Regions from separate parts of the Homo sapiens genome. Here region 1 is linked to region 2. A link is an interaction called in ENCODE POLR2A ChIA-PET data of the cell type or tissue named here. Cell type or tissue: MCF 10A. All regions are shown on one strand. Links, peaks and the distances in the headings refer to the core of each region. The heading gives the core; the rest is flanking DNA.

Evidence for each region. Peaks named below come from ENCODE experiments on the same cell type or tissue, not always from the same donor. Only the 100,000 strongest peaks of a DNase experiment are listed, where the experiment ranks them.
Region 1: POLR2A ChIA-PET joins it to region 2 with 6 read pairs; 6 of 35 experiments call an interaction of 5 or more read pairs at or near these places.

Annotation. Positions count from the first base shown.
Region 1 is chr6:129,740,753-129,750,839 of GRCh38, forward strand. No RefSeq gene overlaps it. Among named protein-coding and RNA genes, the nearest start is that of ARHGAP18, 36 kb to the left of the region's middle. RefSeq lists an enhancer at 7,605-7,904. In MCF 10A, for the core only: no CTCF peak of the experiment used is centred there; a DNase peak (open chromatin) is centred at 4,079.
Region 2 is chr6:129,640,507-129,650,593 of GRCh38, forward strand. ARHGAP18 (Rho GTPase activating protein 18) reads right to left here. Exons shown (of 15, transcript NM_033515.3): 2 at 1,310-1,512. Among named protein-coding and RNA genes, the nearest start is that of ARHGAP18, 65 kb to the right of the region's middle. RefSeq lists an enhancer at 6,656-6,735. In MCF 10A, for the core only: no CTCF peak of the experiment used is centred there; a DNase peak (open chromatin) is centred at 4,255.

The DNA.
Region 1 (10,087 bases), core at 2,020-6,019, 100 kb after region 2:
GGTCCCAGCTACTTGGGACGATTGCTTGATCGCAGGAGGTCAGGGTGGCAGTGAGCAGAGATTATGCCACTGTACTCTAGTCTGGGCAACAGAGTGAGACCCTGTCTCAAAAAGAGATGAACAAAAAGATAAAAAGCTGCAGCATATAGAAGAAAGTCTACTACTAGGCATTATTCTAAGAACTGAAGATATAGCACTAAACAAAACACTGGGATATGAAAGAGAAAAAAATAATAGTATATTGTGATTGTAAACTTCTTTTGACCAGAGCAAAATATATGCCTAGTAACATAATTTGAATTGCAACCTTCCAGAAGCATTCCTTCATGCTGGTTTCCCATTTTTATTACAGTTTAATGTCTTTATTAATACATTTTTATAATACACAAGCAGTTAAGTATTCATTGTAAAAAATATATATAGGAAATCCAAATAAGCATGAAGAAAATTAATTCTCCATAATCCCACCACAGAGGATATGTTTTTATATTGTCTAAATAAATTATTTGTTCTACTATTGGACTATGTCCAATAGTAACAAAGGTTTTTAACTATAAATTTCAAGATCCTTTCAACATTGAAAATATTCCATTCTTCGCCTGTAATCCCAGCAATTTGGAAGGCCAAGGTAGGAGGACTGCTTAAGCTCAGGACTTTGAGACCAGCCTGGGCAATGTAGTGAGACCCTATCTCTTTTTTAAATTAAAAAAAAATCCATTCTAATTGATTCATCAGCCATTAAAAAAACAAACTTAAAACAAGAAACAGCTAGGATATGTTTTATTTACAGCATTTCACAATAAAGGGAGTATGGATCTATGTGACATTTGTACATTTAGTACATATTTTAATGTGATTGAAACTAAGTCTGAGGAGACTATATAGGCTTAAGAATCCTTGACTTCAGTCACTGGATATCATCAGGATTTTTGGAAATGTTTAACACATTAAAAACATTCATAACCTTATAGAGAGGATGGGGTGAAAGTAGATCCAGAGTCTTAAGAGTAAAATGTTTTAATGGGTCGCCAAGGCTTGCAGCAACACTTCCAATGAGGGTGGAAGGAGTGGTTAATTGTTCTGCGGTCAGTGCATTTAGGAAACAGTTCATGTGTTTTCTCACCCTAGGAAAATCGGGAATACACATAGTAAAGTGATGCTCTCAGAAGTCCTACAGCCAGAAAGAAAGCTTGTTTTTATTGAACATTCCCTCAAACTTATTTGGCTGTCCAAACTGCTCTCTCTCCTCCTACTCCCATCTTAAGTGACAACTGGGAACATCTCAAAGGATACGCTTCGGAAACATCAGTGTATCAGGGGCACCAGGTCCATCCTGAAGTTCCCAGCTGCCCTCTAGCCTGCCCGCCATCTTCTTCTACACACACACACCAGAGCACCACCACTGAAAACCCACTGCCACTCACCATTGACACCCTGGTGGCTCCAAATGCTACCCCTTGGGACGTGCTATTTGCTCAGTGTGACTAGTCTGCTCCCACTTAGGCCTCCCAGCTGGTAAATGCCTTCTCACTCTTCACCAAGTTCTGGTAAAACTTGCTCGTCTCTGCTAGAGAGGCTTAGACATTTTACATTCCAGTTTTCTAGACTTCCATTTTACATTCCAGTTTTCACCCTTCTAGACATTTCCACAATATATTATAATTGATTGTCTTCTTGTGTAACACCCTACACACAAGTCTAAAGGTAAGATCCCTAGATGGTAGGTCGTTTTCCTTTTTTTACTAAGGTAGACTGTCAGATAAGAGAGTCTTAAATATTGTTAAATTAATGAATCAATGAACAGTAAATTATGATACGAGCTCTTTTCAGGGAGGGAAAGCAAAATGAAATAGCAGATTAAGGTGCCTTGCTATATTCTTATTTCATCAACTAACATATGGTGTTCAAAGTCTTATTAAAAGTGTATTTCTGAGTAACCTCAGATCTCTCCATTTATTATCCAGTGAAAAAACATCTGTCAGTAATGGGTTATCCTGTAAAAAAATTAAAAAGGCTGGGTGTGGTAGCTCACACCTGTAATCCCAGCACTCTAGGGAGCCAAGGCGGGTGGATCACCTGAAGTCAGGAGTTCAAGATCAGCCTGGCCAACATGGTGAAACCCCATGTCTACAAAAATACAAAAATTAGCCAGATGTGGTGGCACATGCCTGTAATCCCAGCTACTTGGGAGGCTGAGGCAGCAGAATCGCTTGAACCCAGGAGGCAGAGGCTGCAGTGAGCCGAGATTGTGCCACTGCACTCCAGCCTGGGCAACAGAGCGAGACTCTGTCTCAAAATAATAAAAAAAAAAAAAGAAAAAAAAGGACTAAATATCACTGAATATACATTTTAAAATGGGTAAAATTATGTTTCATATTATGTATATTTTACCACAATAAAAAAGCAAATAGAAACAAGAATTATTTTCTAATTGTTATGGGAGAGGGAAACATACTTAGTAAACTAATACAATACCTACAATTTTTTAACCAATTTCTTTGAATGGACAATTTTTAAATGTGTTGAGCTGAAATTGAAAACAAATCTAAGGGTAGAAACAAAGCAAGTGAAATGAAGTTATGAAAGCATAGATCCATGTTTTTATTATAAAATGAAACCACAAAGAGCCCCTTAATTAGAGAAAACAGAGAGCTATTACTGTAAATGACATCCCCATTAGTACTACTTAAATGGCAAGGGACAGCTTACAGCTCACGTGTGACTATGAAGTTAACTGGTTTTACAATAAAACACATTCTAACACTGTCTAAGAACTGTCTATGAGTGAGATTTTTATGTGGTTCATAAGCTTATTCCAAAAGACATCCCGGTATAGGGGTTCCTAGGGTACTTTGACATCTGAGGGACAAGTTGTAATAACAGATCCTTGAGCCCTTTACTCATAAATTTTCTTCAAAGGGGATAATGTTTCTGCTTTGATTTAGACTAATCAGCAGTGACTTTATAGGCAAACTGCTTCTTTATTTTGGAACTTTAATCAAAAGCTCTAGTCTTTATAATATATACAGAAAAAGCAACTACATTTAAACTCAGTCCATCATTCACGTGACTTATAGATATACAGATCAAACACATTCTGCTTCTTTTATTTTTGCCATTCTCAAAAATAAAGCACTTCTTAAATTGCTTTAACTAAGATTTTCCAGGTTTCCTTTATATATTATGTAACGTGTAACTCTGAGGAAAAAAATCATCAGTGAAGAAATAGTTAATCATATAAAAAAAAGTGCCAGCCCAACCACAGAAACAACACTTTCCTAGAAATAGTCAAAGCATACCAGATAAAGAGCAGTAACAACTTTCTAAAAACAAATTCCCGAATTTTCTGTGCACCTCTTGTAGTTATTTTTCTTAATCAAATGTGAAAAAGATAAGGGAAAAAAGTATTATCCATTGACTCTGATGATGTGGTGGCAAACAATAAGGTTAGTATTTTCTGTCACCTTTTTCTTGAGATGAGGCTAGGAATCCCTGTACTTTTTAATCCCCAGTATCTGCCATAGGCCACATGGAGTTAATGGATTTATTTTTTCCACTACTTCTTGTAGACAGATAATCCAGGATCATAAAATAGAAGAAACCAGTTCACACAGACTGAGTGCAGCCAAGTGGCCATCAGCTTCTTCCTGTTCCACTTCACTGAGCAATTACTGAACAGACGAGCTGTACAGACTCTAAATGAACATCGTCACTACCTCTCACTTGTTTTTTGCTTCTGACCTCTTTAAAGGTTCGGACAAAGTAGGTACATTTTGTAGAAACCTAAATAACTTATGAGAGGAGTACAAAGTAAAAGCTAGTTATCAATTCTGCATGGCCTGCCATGCCCTTTCACCATCCTGGGGACATAACTTCCCCCCAAATGATTCCAGTATCAAATACCATTATTTTGTTGCTACTTGATCTACTTCTAAGGCCTAGTGTTTAGACCTTGACATATAGCTTTGTCAAACAAAGCTTCCATCCTCCCCACTCTGCAGCTTCTCTCCCTAGTCCCATGACCCTCTCTCTCTCCACGGAATTCTACACTTGAATCTCTGACTCATCCCTTTGTGTTTTCCCAGAGTTGACACTTGATCTGCTTGGGCTGTGGTCCCAGCCCATCCCTTACAACTTAGCTAACTTTCCCTATACTTGTCTTCAGAGATGCTGGACTTACGATATCAACCAACCTGCTCTCTAGCTGACCAAATTCCAGACACTGGCACCCCGGGCCTGCTACTTCACTGTAATTTGTAGACTGCATACTCGATACAATAAAGAGTATGAAGTTATTATGTTGGTGCAAAAGTAATTGCGGTTTTCATTACTTTTGATGGCAAAAACCGCAATTACTTTTGCACCAATCTAATATTTGGCAGTAATGCCCAAGCTATTTGGGGAGGTGGGAGAAGGGACACATTTGCACAGCTAAAGACTAAGACTTGATAATAAGAACTCTGATTCAAAAACGAGACATATATCAAGGGAAAAACTACATCTTGTCAGCACAATGTGAAACATGCAAGAGGCTTCAGAGAACTGTAATATGTGACACATCGAATAAGCTTACCTCAAAATATAAGTGAAGAGAAAGGTATCAGAACATCCTTTAAAGTACATTATATGCAAAGTTAGTAAGAGTAAGTTTGGCCATTTTCAACAAATCCTTTTTTTCCCACATAACCACAGATATAAAAGAATCTCTGGATAATATTACAGGAGTAATAGTGGAGGAGACACAGAAAAGCACGTGCAGTCTCTACCATCCAGGTACAAATAGCAGGAAACAATTATGTATATAATAAAAGTTTTCCCAACCCTCTGTAAAACCCACAACAGAAGCAGAATGTTGGAAACTTGCAGGCTTCTATCTAGGTTGGGGGAGCTTTTCTCTGGTTATATATGTTTACCAAGAATTGGCAAGCTATTAGCTAGTTGGACCTATTATTCCAATCAGATAAATTTTATATCAAACTGATGAAATGAGTTCAAAAAGAATGGCTTCTATAAAAACAAACGTGAATGCCACATGAATCCTTCAAAAGGCAGGTTGCCAAGAAAAACTGCAGTTGAATTAGGAGAGAGCTAGACAGCTATAAAAAAACTAGAGAGAAATTTATAAAAATCTAGAATTCGGCCGGGCATGGTGGCTCACACCTGTAATCCCAGCACTTTGGGAGGCTGAGGTGGGCGGGTCACCTGAGGTCAAGAATTAGAGACCAGCCTGGCCAACATGGTGGAACCCTGTCTCTGCTAAAAATACAAAAACTAGCCAGGTGTGGTGGTGCATGCCTGTAATCCCAGCTACTTGGGAGGCTGAGGCAGGAGAATTGCTTGTACCTGGGAGGCGGAGGTTGCAGTGAGCCAAGATCGCGCCATCACACTCCAGCCTGGGGGAGAAGAGTGAGACTTCATCTCCAAAAAAAAAAAAAAAAAAATTAAAAAAAATTAAAAAAAATTAAAATCTAGAATTCTACTGTGATGGCAAAAGAGGTTTTAAACTATAGTACTATATGGTTTTTATTATTTATAGAACAATACAACTCAAAATACATTTATGTCCTTATGTTTCCATATGTTATATGAGCATGGGGAAAGACACAAAGAGGTATACACCAAGTTGTAAGTATGGATTTCCTATTTTTGTACTATTGTTTGGAAAGTGGCTATGGAGACAAGGTGAGGGGGAAAAGACTGAATGTGAGAAAAAAATTACACAATAAATAACATCATAAAGATAACCGTGAAAGGATGATTATTGAAATATCAGTGGTAGTTATTGTTGAACAATTTTAATTTCATACATTTCACCGTTTGTATATTTTACAATGAACATTATTTTATATAATCATAAGAAAAGGAAGCTGATTTTCATTTTGAATTTTTTTAATATAAAAAGAGTGAGAACAGAAACCATGAGATTAACTTTTGGGGGAAAGCGGGGAATCAATGCCCAGATATTGCAGGAAAATTACTTTTGATCTTTGCTGACAGAGTACCTACCATTATACCAGACAGGAAAGACTATAGTGAACAATCTCTATCATTTAATTTTCTGAATCTTATGTTCCATACTTCAGGGAACGAAGGGATCAGTCGTTTCAAACCTCATGCTCAGCTTTTAGCAGGACATTTTCTTGTCCACGTTTACCTGCAGTATTTTAGTAGAAAATTAACATTGCCTGTTTATAACTAGAGCCCATAGACTTATTTATAATTCTAAGTCAACTTGTCTTCTGGTGGATTTTCAATATTTAACTCTGGGCCAGTGCATCATTCAAGCATTGCCTATCACACGTTATAATTTAATTGAAAGAGCAATGCACTCATTATCCTTTGACTTCCCAATAGATGCAGAACATCCGATTGGAAGGTGCTTTGTGTTAATTGCAAGGGATAGGGGACTTTGACATTAAGTTCTAATGATGCATTTCCATGTAGATAGGGAAAACAAATTCTAAGGACATCTTGATTCTTTTAAAAGTTGACTTAAAAGAAAAAATGCAATAGGGAACAAATTCTAAAAGAAAAATAACAACTTTGCTACAGTGCAAACTACTAACTCAAAACATCTGGGACCAGTGATAAGAATCCAGCTCCAAGCTGGACACAGTGGCTCATGCCTATAATCCCAGCACTTTGGGAGGCCAAGGCGGGAGGATTGCTTGAGGCCAGGAGTTTGAGACCAACCTGGACAACAAAATGAGACCCCATCTCTACAAAGAAAAGTCCCCAAAAAAGAATTCAGGTCTACTTATGGTGTCATAACAATTCTTTGGAGATTTTAGGACGTGAACATATATGTATTTTTTTAACCCTTTTTAACATTTTTTCCTTTCCAATACATCTCAACCTTTAAACAGTACTACTCAGAAAAATCTACACACCTCAATCTATTCCTTCTTCTCTATGAATTGTTAGGCTAGAATAGCCGCTACCATTTAGGTGTATGGTATCTTCCGTACATCAGGTTCTTCACCCATTAGGTTGGTGCAAAAGTAATTGCGGTTTTTGCCATTACTTTCAATGGCAAAAACCGCAATTACTTTTGCACCAACCAAATAATATTAACTCATATATGGGGGAATGAAGGCTCACAGAAATTACCTAACTTGCCATGTTTCTATACAAATAGGAAGTGATAAAACTGCAATTCAGATACATCTCACCCTGGATTCTGGGTGAGAGCAGGTACAATATACTCAAGACAGGGGCACACCAATGCCTCCACTTTTGCTATTGGCTCAATTGGTCAAAAGCTACCTTAGGAGTAATTTTATAAGATTAGGTTTACTCAAAGTAAAAAAAAAAAAAAAAAAAAAAAAAAGTATGAAATTAATCTCTACTAATCTGGAACCACTGCGTAAAAAAGTGAAGTCCTAGAAAATAAATACATTTTTAACAGTTTTTTAGAAGATCAGGTTTACTTTGGAGGGATTCCAGCACCTTAGTTGTGTTCCAGAACTGTTTGTCTCCAAATTTCTCCAGGAAGGTCAAGAGAAAAAAAAATTTATTCTAAAGCTACTGCAGGGTAGCATCAATTTTCTGGGTTCCCTGCAAAAAACCACTTCCATTCATTCTGAGTTAAAAGGACCATAACTAGGGAGAAGCCCTCCTGATGTGGCCTTTAGGTTCATACCAGACTATTAGGGAAACTGGTTCATGAAAACACTCCCAGCGGTAGGAATCCGGGTACACCTTGATGCAGCTGCCTTTGGCTGATGCAAGAGTCCTGACAGACACTGATCTGGCCTGTTTCGCTTCCTGGCTCTTCTCATCCTGTCTTAATAATTCATTTGGTTTTACTTTCACTTACACACAAACACCCACACCACACCAGTGTATCACTAGGAGTTGTTATTAGTATACTTAATACAAATGTCAAGAGCACGTATTCTGAGCTCATCCAAAAATGGAAATGTCTTTTTCTGTGAAGAAAATATGGCTAATTCCACAAATTTTTCTTTTTCTCCTAAAAGTAACAATTAGATTGTTTAGATGCTGTATACTCTGTAACATACAAAACCAGACCTTTAAATCTCATGTCAAAAGCAGAAATCAAACACACAAAAATCAGTGAATTTATTAGCAGGATGGCATAGTTTGCAAATTACCTGCTTTCCATTTTTCTTCTCTACATCTAGTTACCGTAAAAACAGGCAATGCGGCATGGTAGAAGGATTCTGAACTTGACCATCAGGAGCCCTGGAGTCTAGGTCTGGCTCTCCCACTAAACTGTCATTGTGCTACCATGGGCGAGGGCCTTAACTTCTCTGGCCTTAGTTTCTTGATATGGGAAACAGGAGGAAAGATGAACAACCAGCTTCTAAGATGCCTTGCAGACTAATCCCCTCGTTGGAGACTAGTGATCCCACCTTTGACAATGCTTCCCTACTTTAACCTTTCACTTGAACTGTGAACTTTCATTATCATTGCCCAACACCTCCATTAGAGAAAACAATCACTTGGTTACAAGACTGACCAAACATCTGCTCTAATCTTGCAAAAAAAGAACTGAAGAAGCAGGAGAAATGGAGCACTACCACCTTTTGTGCGAAATGAAACTTGTGGTTATTTGATGCTGCTGACAAAGGACATTATTACACTATTTGGAATTACAAATTAGGCTAGAGGTAGTGTTAGATATTAAGCAGGTTCTATTTCATGGTAATTAACAAGGATAGAAAACGACATGCTAAATCACATCAGAAATGTCTTTTGGCTGTTTTTCTTAGGTACGCCAGGAAGAACTTGAGTCACTTTTATTGCTTTTCTTATTCCTGTGCTCCTGAAGGGAGAGGGGAACAGGCAGAAGAATATTAGTCATCTGCAATTAATTACTCACTGAATTTTCTAAGCCATGATCATCTTTCCTTTTGAGCTTTCATCTAAGTATCTTTAAGAACTTCTGAGTATTAATTATGACAACACTGTCTTGAAATAATTTTTGGCTTTGATTAAAAATTATGTGTCCTACTTTTAGTTACTCTCTTCAGGTGTGGAGCCTAAGGAATCCCAGAAGGTTAGAGTTTGGAAAGATGTTGAAGTACATCCGGACCGATCCCCCTCACATTTTACAGTTTTTGAGACTAGAGAGGTTAAGAGACTTGCCCGATTTCACCCAGCTAATCAAGAGACAGATTTAGCCTAGAATGAACCACATCCTGTTCTCCAAGGCCTCATTTGAGCTTGTGCCAAAATAACATATTTCATAATAGTCTTGTAACCACTCACCTCCTAAGTTACTTTAAAAAAGTAATTTATGGATAACTTCCTCAGACACAAGGCCAGCATGTAGGTGGAAATGCCTGCTGCCATTTAAAGATGATCTGAGGACTTACGTGAAACATATTTCCCTTCCTGAAATTTTCAGTATTTGTGATATAGGCTAAAATTCGGGCAATCAAGATTAGGTTAATTATCTCTACATGGCAAGTTATTTTGGAGATGAATGAGATGAACTGTGTTCAAATGCAAGAAAGCAGCCCCTAAACCTTAAAAAGTCCACTTTATCTAGCTAGTAACATTAAAACATTAAAACCTGGGTTCAAGCATTATGCCATCTGTGAGGGATAGCAAAAACAGGTGAAATAGCTTCTTTTCTTAATGTCACCTACAGTACCTAAGTTTCTCTAGGGCCACTGAGCGGTGTGGGAACGACATAAAAGAATGATTGTGGGTGAGAAAGAAACAGGAAATCACTGAGGGGGTGCCTAAAGAATATTTCTTATTAATTCACAATATGGCAGAGGTCCAGCCTTCAAATGCAATGCTTATCTCAAGGGAACACCACACTGACATAGTTCAAAGTTGGGCCTTGAGAATCAGAACAGGCTCCTCCACTTGACACTCATGAGACCCTGGGCTTGTTATTTCACCTCCTTAAGCCTCAGTTTTCTCATCCATAAAGTGGGATAACTGCCCCCCACCACAGAACTGTTGGGAGAATTAAATGAGATAATATATAAACAATGGTGATGTTAGTCATCAGAAAGTAGTACTCAATAAATACACTCAAACTTGCTTCAAGACAATTGGCCCATCTTTACTCCAAGTGGCTGTTAATGGTTTATGTTGTTGTGAA
Region 2 (10,087 bases), core at 2,545-6,544:
TATCATATTTGGGAAACAATGAGAGAAAAATAACAAGAAGTTAAAGAATAAGTTAACCGTAGTGTTTTTAGATCTAAGAAATTAAATTAAGAAAAAACCCCAAGTCTTCTTTTTAAATTAATGTTGGTAGATTTTTCAAGCAATGTGTAGCCAAGGAAAAAAATCTTATTTATATAGATTTTGCTAGTTAATTAGATCCTAAGTCATTTAGTTAAGAAGTCATTGTGTTGAGAAGGAAGTCTCTATTAGTGGATCACAAAGCACTGATTGGGGCTCTCACATTTTGGCATTTATACATCAACTTATATAAACATACTTACAAATGTATAGATGGCACAAGGCATAGAAAGAAAGCTAATACAACAGACAAGAGAATTGGACATGAAAAACTTAGCAACTGCTTGAATTTCAGAGATTAAAAGAAACGGTACAAAAAAACTTTAAAGTTTTACATGTTTCTCCCAGAATATCAAATATTATAGCAGAGAATGGGAAATATGGCTGGAAAGTGACTCTACAGAAATTATGCACCAAATACAAGAAAGAAGTAAATATGGAAGCTAAAAACAGTAATGCCACCATCTACTGTCCAACTCTATATTTTTAGATTAGTTGGCTAAACATGAGCCGTTGCATCCAATCTGGAGAAGTATACTTTGAATGACAAAATAGCCAGGACCACAACAGGTCTTTGAAAACCACCCACAAAAATTGGTTTATGTGAATTTTCTTTCTAGAAATGTCTTGGCTAGGAACAAGATAAATATTCTCAAGTATATGAAAGGCTATCATGTAAAAATAGAAGAGCCTTCTTCTGTTCGTCCCAAAGGCATAACTACAGCAAGAGAGTCAAAGTTAGAGGACAGCAGATTATAAATCAATAAAACAAAGATCAAAAGAACTCAAGCTGACTGACCACTGGAAAAACAGTCTCACTGCAAAGCAGTGCTCTATCACCATCTGCACTCACTAGAGACCAAATGACAATGTGGCTACCACATCACAGAAGAAATTTAAAGGGAGGTTAGATGGTTTCAAAGATGAAGTCTAACTCTAAAAAGCTATGATACAGTGAGCTTAGCCAACAACATTCCAGCCATATCTATGACTAAGCTAACTTACTTATGCCACTTGTATCTGGCAGTTGCATCCATAAATCTGCCTCAAACAAGTATTTTTCAAGTTGAAAGGCAGTATCTTTTTTTGGTGGTCCTAGCTTTAATTTTTTTTTTGTTCTCTTCCTTTCTATGCATTCATTTCCTATAAATACATATACAAACAACAAAAGCTTTATTTAGTTAGTTATTACCATCAGGCTCTTTGACAACAACCACCTCTTGATCTTCTTGGCTGTTTTCACTAGATTTCTTGATGTTTTCTAGTTCTATCCAATAGTCTTCCATAGATAGTTCATCCAAAGAATCCTGGGAAATTGATCGATCAAATGGAGGCTTCTCCATAACTTTGATGGTGGTGCTTTCCTGGTTCATAGTGTACTGGCCATATCTGCGACTGTAAATTCAAAAGAACCCATGGTTTATTTTAGTACAAAAGGAAGCAGTATAATTTCTAAGACATCACAGCAACAAGCTGGAGAATTTATTAACTCCTTAAGTTATCCTTAATAAAACTAAAGGAATATATATTTTGGAACAGTTTACTATGGATTATAATATGCTTGTAGAATAAACAGTTTCATGCTCCACAGAAAAGTATGGGGAAGTACAAATAGCAACATGGTAAATTATTTTTCCATTTACATTAAATGAAGACTCATTTTTCAAATATATTTTTTAGCGACAAGGTCTTGCTCTGTTGCCAAGGTTTGAGTGCACCAATGTGACCATAGCTCACTTTAATTCCAAATTACTGGGCTCAAGTGATCTTCCCACCTCAGTCTCCTGAGGAGCTACTACTACAGGTATATACCATATTGCCCAGCTAATTTTTTTTTTTTTGGCAGACATGGGGTCTTGCTGTGTTGCCCAGGTTGGTCTGAAACTCCTGGCCTCAAATGATCCTCAACTGATCCTCCCACCTCAACCTCCCAAAGCACTGAGATTAAAGGCATGAGCCACCACACCCAGGCATAAGACTCATTTAAACCTGAAACTTTGTTTTTAAAAAGCAACACATTAAATCTTGATTACAGACTATTAATTGGGAATGAATTTTATATAATTCTTGTGTTTATCATTTATATTCATAAACCAAACTTAGTCAACTCTTATACAGCAAATATCTTCAACCGATGAAGCACTATTTGAATTTCCATTTTATTTTTGAAATCAAAATATAAATAGGATGATTTAAGTTTGCTGTTATAATCTACTGTAGAAAGAAATTTCTAATCTTTATTTATAAATGGACCCATGATTTATATGTATTAAAAATTCAAAACTGGGGTACAAACTCATTTATTAGCAATTCTGAATAGCTTGGAATTACCTCAAACATTTCTCTCTCAGATATTATCTATGAAGAATAAATTGAATAAATAAGAGTATTTGTATAACTTCAAGTAAACAATGTTTTTTGTTATAATTCATATCTTACCTACTTCTAAAATTGAATTAAAGGAGCTTATAATAAAAACCTATATATAATAAAATAATTTTTTGTTTTATTATTATTTATAGAGAAGACCATGCCCGATTCCTTAAAAGAAGAAATTTTTCAGCTTTGATGCCTTTCCTTTATATACGGTTGATATGGTTTGGCTATGTCCCCACCCAAATCTCATCTTGAATTGTAGTACCCATAAGCCCCATGAGTCCTGGGGGGACCCAACAGGAGGTAATTTAATCATGGGGGCAGTTACTTTCATGCTGTTCTCGTGATAGTGAGTGAGTTGTCATGAGATCTGATGGTTTCATAAGGGGCTTTTCCCCTTTTGGCTTGTTACTTCTCCTTGTTGCCATCATGTGAATAAGGGTGTGTTTGCCTCCCTTTCTGCCATGATTTAAGTTTCCTGAGGCTTCCCCAGCCATACTGAACTGTGAGTCAATTAAACCTCTTCCCTTTACAAATTACCCAGTCTCAGGTATGTCTTTACAAGCAGCGTGAGAATGGACTAACAATAAATTTTTTTAAAGAATACAATTTGAGTGAGGACAATAGTTGAATAACTGTTTTGCTATTCTAATTTTCAGATTGCTTCTCTCAAGAAGGACTTCCAGGAAGTAATTCTTTGTTTGCCAGATTGGTTTTACTTACTGTACATATTGAAAATAATTTTAAAATTACAACAAAATAATAGTGTGTGAACATTCACATTTAAACTAACCTTTCCCAAAATTGTTTAAAATAGTAGGATTTTAATAGTACATAAGGGAGAGGGTCACTAAACTCTGGGCGAATCTATCCAGCAGCTTAATTCCAACTGGTTAGAAAAAGGCAAGGAACTTAATTGTTTATTGCTGCAAATAAATGCAGTATAACTGAGCACTTAGCTTTAATATGCTAATAAGCCAGTTTTATTCCTTTAAAGATGATTCTTCCTGCCTTGATTACAAACTTTATTAATGCTGGTTGCATACATGAATAAACAATCACTATACTCTCTCCCCAGTAGCAACCTTGGGGTGGCGATGGGTGGGAATTAGGACAGGGGCCAACAAGCCTAAGTCTAGACATGTTTGTGAATCTCTTTCCTTAAGTCTCCATTGTTCATTGTTTGCCTTCTTCATCCCTTAATTCAAGGGGTACTTCCTCCTTCCCTGGCCTCAATCGTCCTGTTTACATCTCTGTATTCCACCTGGGTCCCCATATCCGGCCCCAATGGCCACTACATAGCCAGTATTTTTCTTGTAGAGTTTTCACTCCTGATTCTTAAATTAACATGTAAATGAGAAAGTCATCCCTCTCTTAAAAATAAAAAATATATATTTTTAAATTTCTGGTTCAGCAGCTCAACTTATCTGTATTGTTCATATTCCTTACTTCTGCCTTACCAGGATAGCTAATGTTAATTTACAGATGACTGCCAGCTTCATTTTTCGTATTGCATGTCAAATAGACAGATGCCTTATCCTTTTGTTTTCTCTCTCATAGTGTGAAATTGACCACCTTACTTCTGTCTCCTTTAACTCTTACCCCCCTGTGAGACCACAATAAGTACTGTAAACTGTGTGAAGTATAATGACTAACGCCAAATAATTGGGTTTATCTGCTCAAGGGAAAAAGGTGCAGTTGAACTAGAAGTACATTAAGCCTTTCACTCCTGAAGGAATGTGTTTATTCTGGCAAGAATTTTCCAGTAAATTTCCATTAAGATAGCATGTGCAGAAAAATGCAAGGTCATTGAGTAACACCATTGTTACATAAATACACCATCTATATCAAGCCTTGCTTTCAAAACATGCATAAAGCAAAAATTGAATAGCTTAGTGCTGATGAATTGACTCAATATTTTGACTTTAATAAGATTCAGAAGCTGAATAGGTTTGTGATAACCTAAAAATACTGAGTCATGGAAAAGAGGAATTTTCTTTTTCTTTTGTCTGTATTTTTTTTTGATCACTGGTAAATACTGCAAGAACACATTTTCATTTTTAAATAAGAGGGGATGAGGAGTGGGAAGGAGACAGCCATTCAGTAATAGACTACCCTCCTTGGTCAACCTGCCACGTATTTTTTAATTTGTCTAAAAATGTAAGTGAACATTCCTTCAGTTTACATCAATGAACATGTTGTGTTACTTCTTTTCTTTGTAGAATATATTCTACTTTTGTACTTCAGACAGGCAGTGACTAAAAGTCTGGACCTTCCTAAAACTGTTCTGCTAAGAGGCCAGTTAACTAGTTTCCTCTTTTCTGTTTTTAGGAGTATGTTATATGATATCATGTTCATTCTGCAAATGGGGTTCAAAAACATAAAGCAACATCTGCTAGATGTAATGAAGTACAGAGCAGAAATATTTTATATTTCCAAAAGATCCAAGTTGACACATGGTGTTGAAATCAAAGAAACACACAGTTTATACCACAGGCAACTACCAGTGACCCCTCCCTGACTTTCTAGCAAGCAATTATTCCAAGTTCCTTCCTCCTCCCTCTCCCTCCAGAATTCTGTGTGCTAATCGTGCCATGGATATGCTTCAGAAGCTCCCGCATTTCTCACCTTTTACAAGTATAATGACAGAACTAGACGCTGTCCTCTAAAGGAAGTTGCCAGAGTTGCTCTATAAAGAATCGCTTCCTAGCTTGCTGTACAAGTCACGCTCTTTCCAATACACCAGAGTATAATCATTTTGCCTTTTTTTACCATGAACACTCACATCACAAGCAAATATTCACTTTACAGATCCTGATGGGCCTTCCTGGAATCTTCTTTTCCATCTTGCTAGCATGTCCTCCATGCTCTGTTTACAAAAATGAGGGCTTTGTTTTGTTGTATTTTCCCAAGGTATATGCTATCCCATTTTCCCGTGATACATTTTCCACCTGGTCAGTGAATTTCAAAGGCACTGATATCATTCAGGGTATGAGTAATAATGCCTGTTATTTATTTTGTCATAGCAAATATTAAACTGGTCTGACATTTTTTCTTTACAAAGAGGTGGGGGTTGCCATTGATTATACTGAGGTCAGCTAGAAGATTGATGATTTATTCTGCTATCAATGCAGTCAGCTCAGTCAGCAAAATGAAATGGAAACATATGGAACTGGGAGTCTAAGTACCAAATGATTCCAGCTCTACTTAACTGCAATCTTTGGTAAATCACTCACTTTCTCTACTCCTCACTTTTCCTATCTAAAAAATGGGAAGAATAACAATGGCCTTGCTTGCTTTGTTTGTTGTGAAAATTCTTACTGAAGTGCCTCATAGGTAACCATGAAAAAGGTCCCCTAGGTAAATTTGTGCTGTACTAACTGCCCCTCCCACTGTTTAATAAGGTCTAGAGGAATCACATATCCTCTAGAATATTCTCAAGCTTTGTGGTCTCAGGACTCCTTTACACACTTAAGATTGTTCTAAGACCCTCAAAGAGCTTTGGCTTATGTAGGCGATATCTACTGATATTTATAATATTAAACGCAGAAACAAAATATTTTAAATGCTATTCACTTAAGAATAAACATCTTCACATAGATAACATTAAAAAGGCCATTTTTCAAATAAAAATAGTGAGATGAGTAGCACTGTTTTATATTTTTGAAACTGCCTTTAATGTCAAGCTTAATAGAAGACATCTGGATTCTTACATCTGCTTCTGCGTTCAATCTTTTACAATATTACAGTTCATGTCGTCTCTGGGAAACTCCACTGTATTCTCATGAGAGAGTGAGAGTGAAAGAGGCAAATAACATCTTAGCGTTATTATGAAAACAGTTTTACTCTCCTAGACACCTGAAAGGGTCTGGAGAGCCTCAGGTGTTCCCAGACCACGCTTTGAAAACCACTGTTTTAAGAATTCTCAAAAACAACACATAATGGGTCTGAAAATGCACGTTTCAATTCTATGGGCAAAACTCCAGAAAGCCCTCTGAGAGAAACAGACTTGCTTTCCTAGTGACTGGACTTATTTCTTTGTTTTTGTTTAGTTCTGTATCTTTTCACAAAAACTGGGACTTATTCCAATATATCCATATTTAATTTATACTATAATGACAAAGAATTAAAATGTCTTTAAAAAAAACCCCTCCCTTGCCAATACTGTTAATCATTTGCTGGTGTCCATTATGTGTAAGGGGCAGAAGTTCTCTCTGGGCATCCCCTTTTGGCCAGTATATTTGAAAATTGCCTTAATGTGCCTTTGTCATCCCTACCCTCTACCTAAAACTCCTTCAGGGCAGATTTATTTGTAAGTAGGATGTTTCTTCTGAGTTCATATATTTAACTATCTGGTCCAATTTCTACCTTGTGTTCCCTACCCTGTTTAAAGTCCTATCGTGATGCTTTCTATCCAGTCTGTCTCCTGCTTCTGACCCTTCGAGGCATTTTTGTGCCCCAAAGTCAGCTTTCTTGAAGACCTCTGATCCTAGCACCTGTTTTGTTTTGTTTTCTTATAAGATCCTTTCTAAAAACGATATACTTTCTTTCATGTTCCCTATCCCACTTTTATTTCCATGCAGGACAAGAAGTGACTGAGTTGGGATATACATACAGTATAAGACAGAAGAATAAAATTTATTTTTGTTTTGGCTTCGTTCTGTTTTAATGTGTAAAAAAAAAAAAGGCAGTGGGGTGGGGGTTCTTCCTCAGATCATGACATATAAACCATAATGACTAAGAATATTTTAGAAGAAGCCATATGTATTGAAGTGTAAACATTAGAATGCTATTGCACCTCAGAGATTTAAACCTATCCCATTATTTTCTAGATGAGATAATGAGGCCTCAAGGTTAAATCTTCCCCAATTTTACCCAGCAAAGGGGTGATAGAATCGAGATTAATGCCCTCATTTCTTCTTCAGTGGTCACTTTAATATGTCAAACAGACTAAAAAGGATAGGATTTACTTTGTTTTCCCCAGATGCATCAATCTTTCTGAGTTTGTATTGCGTATAGCCAAGGCAAAAGTAATCTTGTTGACACAGTCTATAATTTGCACTTTCAAATGACCATTACATTTATCAAGAAAAAAATACATTTAAAAATCAAACCATATTTTTTTAAAAAGGATGAGAATTCTTTTCCAATGCACTTTTTTTTTTAATTTTTCAATTTTTTTGGTTTTTTGAGATGGGGTCTCGCTGTGTCTCCCAGGCTGAAGTGCAGTCCACAATCATAGCTCACTGCAGCCTCAAGCTCCTGGGCTCAAGCGATCCTCCCAACTTAGCCTCCCTGAGTAGGTGGGACTACAGGCACACACCACTTCACCTGGCTAACTTTTTGTAGAGACAGAGTCTCCTTGTATTGCCAAGGCTGGTCTGGAACTCCTGGCCTCAGGCAATCCTCCTGTCTTAGCCTCCCAAAGTGTTGGGATTACAGGTGTAAGCCACTGTGCCTGTCCAGTGCACTTTCTAAAATATGGTTTGTGGCCAGGCACAGTGGCTTACACTTGTAATCCCACCACTTTGGGAGGCTGAGGTGGGAAGAGTGCTTGAGCCCAGAAGTTCAAGACCAGCCTGGGCAACTAATAAGACACACATCTCTATTTAAAAAAAAAAAATTGTGTCATGCTGGGCATAACTTTAAATATTCTGTTTTTTAAGAAACTTTGTTTTGTAAATTTTGAAATTTTAAAATTTAATACTGTGTCTTTACATTATCTCTATGTTAGAAAAAAAAAGCATGTTTCTCATGTGTAGATTTATCTCTTTCATTTCAGCAGCGATATTAAAGAACTACTGTAATCACTATCATGGTGAGATGGTAAAGCTATTAATACTGTGTAATGGCCTTGTCCATCAGAATATGCTGAATTTGAATGACTATGAAGAGCTGCAGCCTACAAATGACCCAAGTCATTTTTACCCCTTCGAAGAGAATGCCTACTGTTGTTTAGCTGAAAGCAGTCATTATTAGAAGTGGCTCTGACATCCAGGAAGAAAGAACACTGATAATGCCTGAAGGCAGTAAGAAGTTGATTAGAAAGCAATACCACATCACTCGCCCCACACACACCCATGCAACCATCAGAACCCAGAGAAAGAATCTAATCTCTTCTATCTGACTCAAATGCTATAGTCTTAAGGATGTACTGAATTTCACAGAAACTTACTTCTTTTCCTCTTTGCATATCTTACCCTTTTCATTTTGGGAAAAAAATGAAATTTACTTATTTCTTTCAGCTTTCCTTTTCTTTAAAAATAAAAGTCGCGGCCAGGTGCGGTGACTCACGCCTGTAATCCCAGCACTTCGGGAGGCCGAGGCGGGCAAATCACGAGGTCAGGAGATTGAGATCAGCCTGGCCAACAGGGCGAAACCTCGTCTCTATTAAAAATACAAAAATTAGCTGGGTGTAGTGGCGCACGCCTGTAGTCCCAGCTACTCTGGAGGCTGAGGCAGGAGAATTGCTGGAACCCGGGAGGCAGAGGTTGCAGTGAGCCAAGATCATGCCACTGCACTCCAGCCTGGCAACAGAGCAAGTCTCTGTCTCCAAAAAAAAAAAAAAAAAAAAAAAAAGTCACTTAACATCTTGTATAGTGCTTTATAGTTTTTCAGTGTTCACCCACTTCTTGCTTTGTTTTTTGCTACTCACTTTTGACAGTGGGTAGAAAAGAAAAAAAAAAAATCCTCAGCAGAACAATAAGCAAATGACCTGATTATCCTGTTTATGTCACATTACCTAAGCAAAACTGAGAAGACAAGCCCATTAATGACACTGTTAAGAACTAGCTTTGGAAACTTGGCTTTATCACTTCTAGAGAAATATATGACACAACCAATTCATAGGTGCTGGGTTTTTTGTTTGTTATTTATCGTTGCGGCTTTCACTCTACTTCGTCTTCTTTTTTTTTGTTTTTTTTTTTTTTGGAGACGGAGTTCCACTCTTGTTGTCCAGGCTGTAGTGCAATGGCGTGATCTCGGCTCACCACAACCTCCACCTCCCGGGTTCAAGTTATTCTCCTGCCTCAGTCTCCCGAGTAGCTGGGATTACACACATGTGCCACCACACCTGGCTAATTTTTTTTTTTTTTTTGTATTTTTAGTAGAGACAGGGTTTCTCCATGTTGGTCAGGCTGGTCTCGAACTCCCGACCTCAGGTGATCTGCCCACCTAGGCCTCCCAAAGTGCTGAGATCACAGGCGTGAGTCACTGCACCTTGCCTCACTCTACTTCTTGACATCACTAAAAGAATAGGGACATAGTAACCACCACCAGGTCTTGTAGAAAAAAGGGAGGGAAGGCCTAGAACGAAACGAATATGGGAAAGGCAGGAGACAGCCGAGGCAGGTTTCAAAAATTCACTTCCTTTTTAGATACAGACACAAGGAACATATACGGGAAAATAGTAGACTATCACTGGCCAGACATAGGTTTCTTGCTTTAGAGCTCTGGTTCTGGGTAGAAGTGAGATCTTCTTTGTTCCTGAGCTTGCCAAATCTCTCAGGAAGCAGTTTTTCCTCCTCCATTGGAGATACAACTCAACAAGTAGCCAAATGGGAACCTAGGATTTTAATGTCAAAATCATCTTCCA